Linked DNA regions of Homo sapiens: region 1 is linked to region 2. The links are chromatin loops, found by intact Hi-C in ENCODE. Cell type or tissue: K562. All regions are shown on one strand. Links, peaks and the distances in the headings refer to the core of each region. The heading gives the core; the rest is flanking DNA. Region 1 overlaps SLC35F1 (solute carrier family 35 member F1). Region 2 overlaps ROS1 (ROS proto-oncogene 1, receptor tyrosine kinase).

Region 1 (5,391 bases), core at 73-5,072, 910 kb after region 2:
TACAGAGACGTATGGGAGCCCCTCAGGGGGCACCTAATCTGGATTTAGGGAGCCAGAGAGGGCTTCCTGGAGGAAGCACTGGCTAAACTGAACTCTGACAAGGGAGAAGGACATGAGAACTCCAGACAGGGGGAACAACATGTAGAAAGAAATGAGTCATGGCAGCCAGGTGCAGTGGCTCACACCTGTAATCCCAGCACTTTGGGAGTCCAAGGCGGGTGGATAACTTCAGGTCAGGAGTTTGAGACCAGCCTGGCCAACATGGTGAAACCTCATCTCTACTAAAAAATACAAAAAGCCGGACGTGGTGGTGCGTGCCCGTAATCCCAGCTACTCAGAAGACTGAGAATGGCTTGAACCCAGGAAGCAGAGGTTGCAGTGAGCCGAGATCGTGCCACTACACTCCAGCATGGGTGACAGAGCCAGACTCCATCTCAAACAAAAACAAAAAAAAGAAAAGAGAAAGAAATGAGTCATGGCCAGGAGCGGTGGCTCATTCCTGTAATCCCAGCACTTTGGGAGGCCGAGGCGGGCAGGTCGTTTGAGCTCAGGAGTTCAAGACAACTCTGGGCAACATGGTGAAATCTCATCTCTAAAAAAATACAAAAAATTAGCTGGACATGGTGGCATGTGCCTGTGGTCCCAGCTACTCAGAAGGCTGGGGTGGGAGGATCACTTGAGCCCCAGGTGCACTTCAGCCTGGGTGACGGAGTGAATAAATGAGTCAAGAAAGACCATGGTATGTTAAGGAATGGCTTCAGCATTGAGTTTGTGGTTGTGTTTTGTGTGTTTTTTAAATTTTTTTTTTTTACAGTAAGAACCCTTAACATGAGCTCTACCCTTATAAATTTTCAAGTGCCCAATACAATACTGTTAACTATAGGCAAATGTTGTACAACAAATCTCTAAAACTAACAACTCTTGTATAACTGACAGCATGGAGTTTAAAGGAGGAAATGAGCAAAGAAGAAGATGAAAAAGTACCTAATGACGGATCACAAAGGGACTGACTTATAAGCCATATTCATGAGTTTGGGCTTAATTCTGAGAGTTTCTACTGTAGGAATAGCATGATGAGATTTGTAATTTAGCAAGATCCCTTGCATGATCTGATCTTTTTTCAGATCAGATCAGACAGAACAGGACAAGTAAAGAGATTCTAAATAGTTTTAAGTGGCTAAAAAGAAAGGACTTGGTGACTTATTCGGTGTGTGAGTGAAAAAGAAAGAAGGATCAATTCATGTGTATTTGTTCAGGGCTCAGCAAATTTTTTTGAGCATATATTATATACACTTTCCCATGGGCAACTAGACATATAGCATGAAGAAGACTGTTCTTACCCTCATGAAGCTTCCTTCCTAAGGCATACTTAGGTTTCATTTTCTGACCCTCCCATTAGAATATGTGGGAGTAAAATACGCATAGATATGGGGAAGAGAGTTCCAAGCAAAGAGGACAGTATAAGGGTGAAGAACTTGAGCATGTCAAGTTTAGGAAATTGAAAGAAGTTACTAGTAGTAAGAGACTAAATTCAAGATGAAGATGGGGCAGATTATATAAGACAAAGTCAAGGAAAGGAGTTTGGATTTGCTCTTAGAAAAATTATTAGACTGTGTTGGGCAGGGGACCGATGTGATCTAATTTGTATTTTTAGATCGTCATTGCTGCTGGTGGAGTATTGACCTTTAAGGAGTAGAAGTGGATGTGATTAGACAGTCAGGGGGCCACTAAGTGCATGATGATCATGACTTGAAGCCACTTGCTAACTGTCGATGTGGATAGAGGTGGTTTGATGCATTCAGTAGATAAAGCCAATAGGATTTTCTGAGCATTCATAGAGGGGATAGGGGAAGTTGGAAAGAAAAGAAAAAGAGCCAAGAATGGTTCCTTAGTTATTGGCCTCAGTCACCGGGGGAATGGTTGTGCCATGTGGTAAAATGAAGAAAACTGGGGAAGAGAAGATGTGAAGCAGAAAATCAAAGCATTCTGCTTTGGTCATGTAGATTTGAGTTTCCTGTTAGACATCCAAGCAGAGCTTGGTATAGGTGGCTGAGTATATGTGTCTGGAGTTCAACAGAGAGGCTGAAACTGGAATTATGAATGTGGATGTCATTCTCATATAGATGGCGCTAAAGGTCATTGTATGATTAGGTCATAGTGGAGTGGGTATAAATAGAAAAGAGAAGAAAATGAAACTGAGCCATGGAGCACATTCAGAGACTAGGGGAAAGCAGGCTGAGGAGAGGCTAGTGTGGTAGAGGAGAACAAGGAGAATGTAGTATGTCCTGGAAGCCAAGTGAAGAAAGTGTTTCAAGGGGAAGTGTGACCCCTGGATATCAGACACTCAGGATTCAGACCTGAGCAACTAAGTCACTGGTGGTCCCATTCAGGGAGGGAAGAATCACAAGAGGAGGGATAATCTGGGAACAAAGATGAGTTATGTTTGAGCCTTGATGAGCTGTGGGGATTTTGGGCACATTCACATTAGATAAGTAGGTGGTTATATGGCTGTGGAGTTCAGGAGATAGATCCAGATTTGAGAGGTACTTTTGGAAGTCCTCAGCCTAGGGATGATTTTTAAAGTCAGAACGGTAGGTGAAATCATTCAGGGTAAATGTGGAACAGTGAGAAGAGACATTATGGCAAAATCCTGAGAACACAATATTTGAGAGATGAGAGTAGATGCAGGAGCCCATAAGCCAGGAACGCGTAAAGGAGTCTGAAGAGGCCCGAGGGATGGAATGAAGGGCAGGGGATGGTTGAGAGCACCAAAAGAAGGAAGGAGTGTCAGATTCTTCGCTTAGTAAGAAGAGGACTAAAATGTGTCTGCTGGGTTAGAAAACAGGGAATGTTTTTGATCCATTTTGATCGTGTTTGGGGAACAGAAACCAGATTGCAGTGAATCGAGGTGTTGAATGGATGTTGATAAGATGGAGACAGTGGCTAAATGCAACTCTTTTAAAGAAGTTTGGCAGGAAAGGAAGTAAGAGGTGGGGTGAGAGCCAAAGAGTGGCACATGTAGAATGTGAAAATAAGACAGCCAAGGATAGGTCCCTCAGAAACACCAACGTTGAGAGGGACCAAAAGAACAAGATGCATCCACAAAAAGACAGAACAAAGGGCCAAAGAGGTAGGAGGGAAAAACAACAGATAAATCAAGAGAGGGAAAATTCAAGGAGAGAGTGGTTAGCAATGCCAACTACTGCAGAGAGGTTTAGTAAGATAAGAAGTCAGAAGCGGCCAGGCAATTTAGCCTTGGTGATCATAGTGAAAGGAGCTGTCAGTATTGCTGTAGCTTGAGGAATGAATGGAACCAAGATGCCAGAGGCAGTAACTGTAGATTGATCTTCACAGGCTGGCTGTGAAGAGGAAAAGATAAATAGCTACAGAGCCAGTGGGCATCGAGAATAAGACCAGGACTTGTATGGTGAAGGAACACAGCAAGCAGAAAGGGATGAGGATCCAGGAGGGAAGTGGGATAGCTGCTGGAGCAAAGCCTCAGAGACAGCAGATGGGGAGAGGGGACGGCTCCAAAGAACAAAGGGCAGAATTGCCTTCCCCACCAGGCAAGTCCTTAGGGGAAGAAACTGAGTGTCAACTGGAGGAAAGAAATGTGTGTTCATTGGCAGCTGTCCACCTGCACCTGGATGTAGAGTATTCACGCCGGTATCCTCTGCATCTATAACAATCCTGGTCACTTAGTAGGCATTCAATAAATGTCTTTTGGATGAGTAAATAAGTGACTAGTATAAGGTAGTAAAAATCTGATTTTTGCATTTTTCTTGCTCTGTCACATAAGCTGGAGTGCGGTGGTATGATCCTAGCTCACTGCAGCCTCAAACTTCTGGGCTCAAGTGATCCTACCACCTCAGCCTCCCACGTGGCTGGGACTATAGGTGTGTGCCACCACGCCTAGCTTATTTTCGTATTGTTTGTAAAGATGGGGTCTCACTTTGTTGCCCAGGCTGGTCTTGAACTCCTGGCTTCAAGTAATCCTCCCACCTCCATCTCCCAAAATGCTAGTACAGATGTGAGCCACCACACCCAGCAATTTTTGCGGTTTTCTAACGAAACCTGGAAATAAACCTAGAAATAAAACCCAAAAAGTATAAGATGCTTTCCTCTGGCTTTTGAAATTATTTCTCCATACTATTATAATGTGGAGAGGAATCAAAAGTAATGCAAAATTAATGTAGAATTAATATTTTATCAGAAAACTTTTATTTCCTTCAATATGTGCTTTGAAATGTGTACTTGCTTTAATGTTACTGTTAATGTTCCTATGTTCATGAATTCTATAAATTAGAAGTACAAGTTAGAGTTTGGCTGACTTAAGACAACCACTTCTCCAAAAATACCCAAGGTAGCCACACAGTATCAGAAAATGAATGGTTCTAATTCTCATGCACTTTGTCTTATAACCTATACTTTATTTAATGTAAAAAATGCAGAGGAACACCCCCAACCAGTGACCATTTTTCAATAGCCTCAGAGTTTTCTCTCTCTTGCATGGTACTCTCAATGTAAGAGAGAGCTCACAGATGCTAGATTGATTTGAGGCTAATCCAGTCTAGACAACTTTGATGACTGGATCCTGTATAGTTTCTGCTCCACCTGGGCCTTGATTACTTAAGCTCATTTTATGTAAGGAGAATAGCAGGCCTGTGATCACATCCTGGCTCTGACATTGCCAGGTGACTTCAAGAAAGTTACCTACTATCTTTAGAACTCCATTTCCTCATCTGTAAAATGGGAAAAATAAGAACATGTATCAGGGAGCCTGGCATATAGTAGGCACTCAGTAAATGTTAATTCCTTGCTTTTTACTTTTAGAATCTGGTTCACTGATGATCAGAACTTGTTTTTAAAGCTGATAAAGGCTTTGATGATACCCGATGATCCTCAACAAGGAGGATCTTGCCCCCAGGACAGCTCTGCTCTCACCGAAGGCAGATTTCCCCGCAACTGAGCTAGAGAGCTTGTGTCTAATTATCTGTATGTTCCGGTCACCTAGATTTCTAGGTACTTGTCCCAGATTTTCAGTGCATGGCAGTGTCATTTCTTTCTTTCTTTCTTTTCTCCTTTGAGAGCTGAAGCCAAAAGTAAAGTGAATAAACTTGAGCAACTAGAAAGTTCGGATGACTGGCACAAGGGGACATATACAATTTACACATTTAAATTCCTATTGGTAGGAAAAGAAAAGTAGTTTGGTAGAAATATTTTTCTAAATCCAAAAAAATAGGGTATTTCCTGGAAAAGGGCTGTTATATATAGTTAGCACAGTGACACATTTGATTAGCTTAGCTCTCTTGGACAATGTGATGGAAACATGGCTTTATCCAACATGAATATTTTAAGACAGTAAAACCTAAACAGTAAATTCTAAGGTAT
Region 2 (5,391 bases), core at 236-5,235:
GCTAAATAAAGCCAAGCACAAAGCAAAATATTGGATATATGTGATTCCATCACTAAGACAACTGAAATACTAATGAATACATTTCATCATTTCAATGATTGAATGAATAGTGCCAATTCATTCAAGAAATAGTTAGTGAATGCCTACACAGTGCCACTAACTGTGCTAGGTGCTAGGCATACAATGATGACTAAAAACAGTATCTGCATAGCAGTATATTTCTCTGCACATAGGAAACAAAAGACAAAATATAATGTACAATTTTTATATTAGATAAATGCTGTGGAGAAGAGGTATAAGGCAATGTTCTTTCCGTCCAGTTCATTTCTTACTCTTCAATCTTCAGTCTGCTCCATAGGCTGCAAAAATAATTCTCTATCATTCTCTCTGAGGATAATTAGATAATCAGGGAGGGGAATAAACCCAATTCTTTCTGGACACTCAGAAAACGGTTACCATGGCAATCCATCAATGGGCAAGAGTTGATATACTTCCTTGAAGCTTAACTTACTCCCAGTCAAGAAAACTAGAACACAATATGTTTTGATGAATCATTAGCTGTAAAAAAGTTGCGTACTAGTCCATTTCAGAACATATAGGAAATACTTTACTATGGCTCATAATTTTATATCAAAAAAGAACATCTTGTGAAAAGACAAAGACCACTAGTTCCAATCTTACCAGAATTCTATATTTCAAGTCAGAGCTGTTTTTCCTGTCATTAACTTCTGCATAATAAACCAGGTATGTTGGAGTAGGGCTGGTGATGCCATACCATGTGAGGTTTGTCTTGGCCAGAGGTAATCTGATTGTGAGGCTAGTGTTAGTGGCATTAAGTATAGTTGGTTCCACAGTGTCTGAAGCTAGAGACAGAAACGCTTTATCTAAAATAAGAAGAAACCAAAAGATTAAATATCTATACTATATATATGAGAGGAAAAGCAGATTTTTAACAAGAATAATATCAAAGCTTAGAAAGAAATTTGTAGAGCATACATAACTTTTGCTTGAAAACATAAATATGAAAATGATTTGAAATAATATTCTCTTTGAAGAAACAAAAATGGCTGCAGCTTGATACTGTGTGTAGTATGTGTAGTATGTACTGCTACAGTCTACCCAATGTCCTCTCCTTTTCTTCAAGTTCATATATATCTGATATTGTTCAGGGCAGTATGCTGGGAGGAAAAACTGTTTCTGAAGTTTGATTGCAGCCCAGACAATCATGTGACACGGTCTGGTTAGTCAGATGTGCTTATCACTGTGGCGCACCTCTGTCCTTCACCCTCCCCCAACCCAGGAGGCGGACACTATGCAAGAGGGGCGGCAGCCATCTTGTGAGAATTGAATAAAGGACTCACTAAGGATGTTTGGGGAAAGATCAAGTCCAGGTGATTGATGGCATTGTGGAGCTCCCTGGCCACCGCTTACAACCAAACACCTTGCACGCTGCACAACTCCAGGGAGCCCCAGTCACAGAGACTACAATGGAAATGGTCTGTTCTAGACCAGTGCAGTAGCGCAACCATACCGCAGGCTTAAGCCTCGAAAAATCGCAGATCTGTCACTTGCAGCTGAACACAACTTCTTGACCTATTCACTCTCAGTCTTTATGTAAAACATCACCTAAAAATGTAGCATAATTACATAATATGCAAATAACTCCAAATATGATTTTAATATGAAATCTAACAATCTTACACCAGTTAGCCAACTCTTTAACTCATTGTGCGTGGCACTGTGCAATCTGGCTCCTGCCCGCATATCCAGTCTCTGCTATGCAAAGCCATCCTTCACTCTAACCACAGTACACTATCTACACACTGCAGGACTTCTACCCCTCCAACCCTTCACATAGGTAGTCTCTTCAGGTTGGAATGATCTTCCCCATCTGCCTAACCTTACTTAAGCCTCAATTCATGCATCATTTTTCCTGGGAAGCCCTTTCTGCCTTCCTATTCCAGGTGAAGGACATCTCCTCTCTGTCCTCACTCCACTTCACGTGTTCTTCTACCAGTGCACTAGCCACATGTGATTTTGGTTTTGGTTTTCTTTTGCTGCTTTCTTTTCTTCATCTAGCACTAGAATGTAACTATCTTTGGCTGAGACTGTGCTTGAATTATCTTTGTTCCACCAGAGCCCCAGGAGGGTGCCTGACATATATTAGGTATTTAGTATGTGTTGTCGATCCTTATGAATTCATATTAGCCACATATAAAATACAACCTTTGCATTCAGCAAGTAAGAAAATTAGGGGGTAAATGTCTAAGTGACAAAAACTTGATGAAGCCAGCTCCTTCACTTGCTAACTTTTTTGTCTTGGGAAGGTTACTCCAGCTCTTCTGTAAACAGAGACAATGGCCTGCTTTACAGATATTTATATATCACTCTATCCCTAGCACATGGTAAGAACATTAAATAAATGTTAGCTATTACTATCATCATTACTGAGACTAAAATGAAAAGTTAGAGAAAATAATGCTGGTCTGGTCTGGGAATTCCAAATATGAATTCCAAAATGCAGGAAAAAATGTTTAAAATTAGAAGTACATCGAAAATCTCCAACAACAGTGTCAAGGGCACTGTGAACCTAAGTTTGAGGACATTTGGAAAGTATGGGGGTTTAGAGATGGATAACCTTACTAAAGTTACAAGATGAACCACTCTTCAGTTCAACCAATATTTATCCAATATATTCAGTTTGTACTGATTTCTGATCTGAACAGAGAATGGGATACACATGTGAGCAATCAGAGCAATTATCTAATTCAAAAGTCATTGGTAATTTTGTCGTTCTTTTATTTAATTGATATAATATGACATGTTGAAGTGTCAGAAACATTATTCAGGACAGAAAGACAGGTTTTTCCCTTACATTTTTTTTTTTATCCCATACATTTTGAAGATAATTGAATACCTTCAGAAAAAAAGGACCAAGATAACTTGTAATTGCTTAAAATTTCCAGCAGATGGAGGTAAAGTATTCTTAATAATGTACCTAGAAACTAGCAACATAAAATAGACTCCATTTTTTAAAGAAAATAATGAGTATTAATCATACTCTTAATGAGTTCCAGTTTAAAAAAAAAACTCATGCCACTCTTGGGACTTCATTTTGGAGCGTGTTTGTGTATGTGGCTGGGAGGAGGATATGTGTGTGTGTCGTTCAACTTCAGATACTGCATGGACGTCTTTTTTTTTTGGTAAGACTTTATTTTTTAGTCAGTTTTAGATTCACAGCAAAATTGAGAGGAATGTACCAAGATTTCCCAGATACTCCTTTTCTCCACACATGCATAACTTTCCCCCATTATCAATACCCCTACCAAAGTAGTACATTTGTTACAATCAATGAGCCTACAATGACATCATTATTACCCAAAGTCTATAGTTTACATTAGAGTTCAGTTTTGTATTGTACATTTTACGGGTTTGGACAAATGTGTAATGAGCTGTATCCACCATTATAGTATCACATAGAATAGTTCCACTGCCTTCAAAGTCCTCTCTGCTCTGTCTATTCGCCACTTCTTCCCCCAGCCTTCTCGCAACTAGTGATCTTATTACTGTCTACATAGTTTTTTACTTTCCCAGAATGTCATATAGTTGATATCAGCCTTCCCCAACTTTGTTCTTCTCCTTCAATACTGTGATAGCTACCTATTCTAGGTCTTTTGCCTCTCCATATAAACTTTAGAATCAGTTTGTTAATATCTACAAAATAACTTTAGCTGGGATTTTCATTGGGATTTTATTGAATCTATAGATAAGTTGAGAAGAAATGACATCTTGACAATATTGAGTCTTCCTATCTATGACATGGAATATCTCTATACTTATTTAGCACTTTGATTTCTTTCATCAGGGTTTTATAGTTTTTCTCATATAGATTTTTGTGCATATGCTGTTAGATTTATACCTAAGTATTTCATTTTCTGTGGGTGTTAATGTAAATGATACTGTGTGTTTAATTTCTAATTCCACTTGTCCATTGCTGGTATACAGGAAAGTGATTGAGTTTAGTATATTAACCTCGTGTCCTGCAAACTTGCTATAATCACTTATGAGTTCCAGGAGTCTTTTTGTCAATTCTTTCAGATTTTCTACATAGATGATCATGTCATCTGTGAACAAAGACAGCGTTATTTCTTCATTCCCAATCAGTATACCTTTTCTTGTATTGTATACCTTTTCTTGTATTGTTGCATGCTGTGACTTCCACTGCAGTGTTGAAAAGAAATTGGGAGAGGGAACATCCTTACCTTGTTTCTGATTTAGTGAGAAAGCCTCTAATTTCTCACTATTAAGTAATGATGTTAACAACAAGTTTTTTTATACATGTTCTTTCTCAAGGAAGTTACCCCTATTCTTAGTTTGCTGAGGATTTTTCATCCTGAATCCGTGTTGAATTTTGTCAAAAGCATTTTCTGCATCTATCAATGTGACCGCCTGATTTTTCCTCTTTAGTCTGTTGATATAGTGGACTACATTAATTGATTTTCAAATGTTGACTCAAACTTGCATAGCTGGGATAAATCCCACTTGACTGTGATATAAAACTATTTTAATATATTGCTCGATTTGATTTGCTAATATTTTGTTCAGGACTTTTGCAATTCTTGCAATATTCAAGAGAGACACCGGTCTAAAATTTTCTTTTCTTGTAATATATTTGTCTAGTTTTGGTTTTAGGGTAATTCTGGCCTAGAATAAACTCATTCATTGGCCTAATTGGAAGTAGGCCCTCTGGTTCAATTTTCTGAAAGACATTGTAGAGATGGTATAATTTTCCCATAAATGTTTGATAGAATGCATCATTGAATCCATCTGGCCCAGGTGCTTTCTATTTCAGAAGGCTATTAATTATTGATTCCACTTATTTAATAGATGTGGACATATTCAGATTGTCTATTTCTTCTTCTGTGAGTTTTGGCATATTGTGTCTTTAAAAGAATTGGTCCATTTCATCTAGGTTATTAAATTTGTGAGCATAGAGTTGTTAATAGTATTCCTTGATTATCCTTTTAATCTCCATGGGTTCTACAGAGATGTCCCCGCCTTCATTTCTACTATTAGCAATTTGCATCCACTCTCTTTTTTTCTTAGCCTGGCTAGAGGCTTATCAATTTTATTTATCTTTTCAAAGAACCAGTTTTTGGCTTCATTGATTTTTCTCTATTGATTTCCTGTTTCAATTTCATTGATTTCTACTATACTTCCTTTTTATTTTTTCTTTTGTTTTAGTTTTGTTTCTTATTATTATTTGGGACTTAATTTACTCTTCTTTTTCTAGTTTCCTAAAGTAAAAGCTTAAATAATTTTAGATCTATTTTTTTAATACATGCAGTCAGTGCTGTAAACTTCCCTCTAAGCACTGATTTTACTGATTCC

What was found. A loop is a pair of places that touch in the nucleus more often than their neighbours do. Peaks named below come from ENCODE experiments on the same cell type or tissue, not always from the same donor. Only the 100,000 strongest peaks of a DNase experiment are listed, where the experiment ranks them.
Region 1: it touches region 2 in a loop (3-fold over the local background); 6 of 110 quality-filtered maps call a loop at or near these places.

The regions. Positions count from the first base shown.
Region 1 is chr6:118,250,529-118,255,919 of GRCh38, forward strand. All of the region lies in intron 3 of SLC35F1 (solute carrier family 35 member F1), which reads left to right. Among named protein-coding and RNA genes, the nearest start is that of PLN, 300 kb to the right of the region's middle. In K562, for the core only: a CTCF peak has its summit at 2,125; no DNase peak of the experiment used is centred there.
Region 2 is chr6:117,343,379-117,348,769 of GRCh38, forward strand. ROS1 (ROS proto-oncogene 1, receptor tyrosine kinase) reads right to left here. Exons shown (of 44, transcript NM_001378902.1): 28 at 682-884. Among named protein-coding and RNA genes, the nearest start is that of ROS1, 80 kb to the right of the region's middle. In K562, for the core only: a CTCF peak has its summit at 2,968 (motif pointing right); a DNase peak (open chromatin) is centred at 1,263.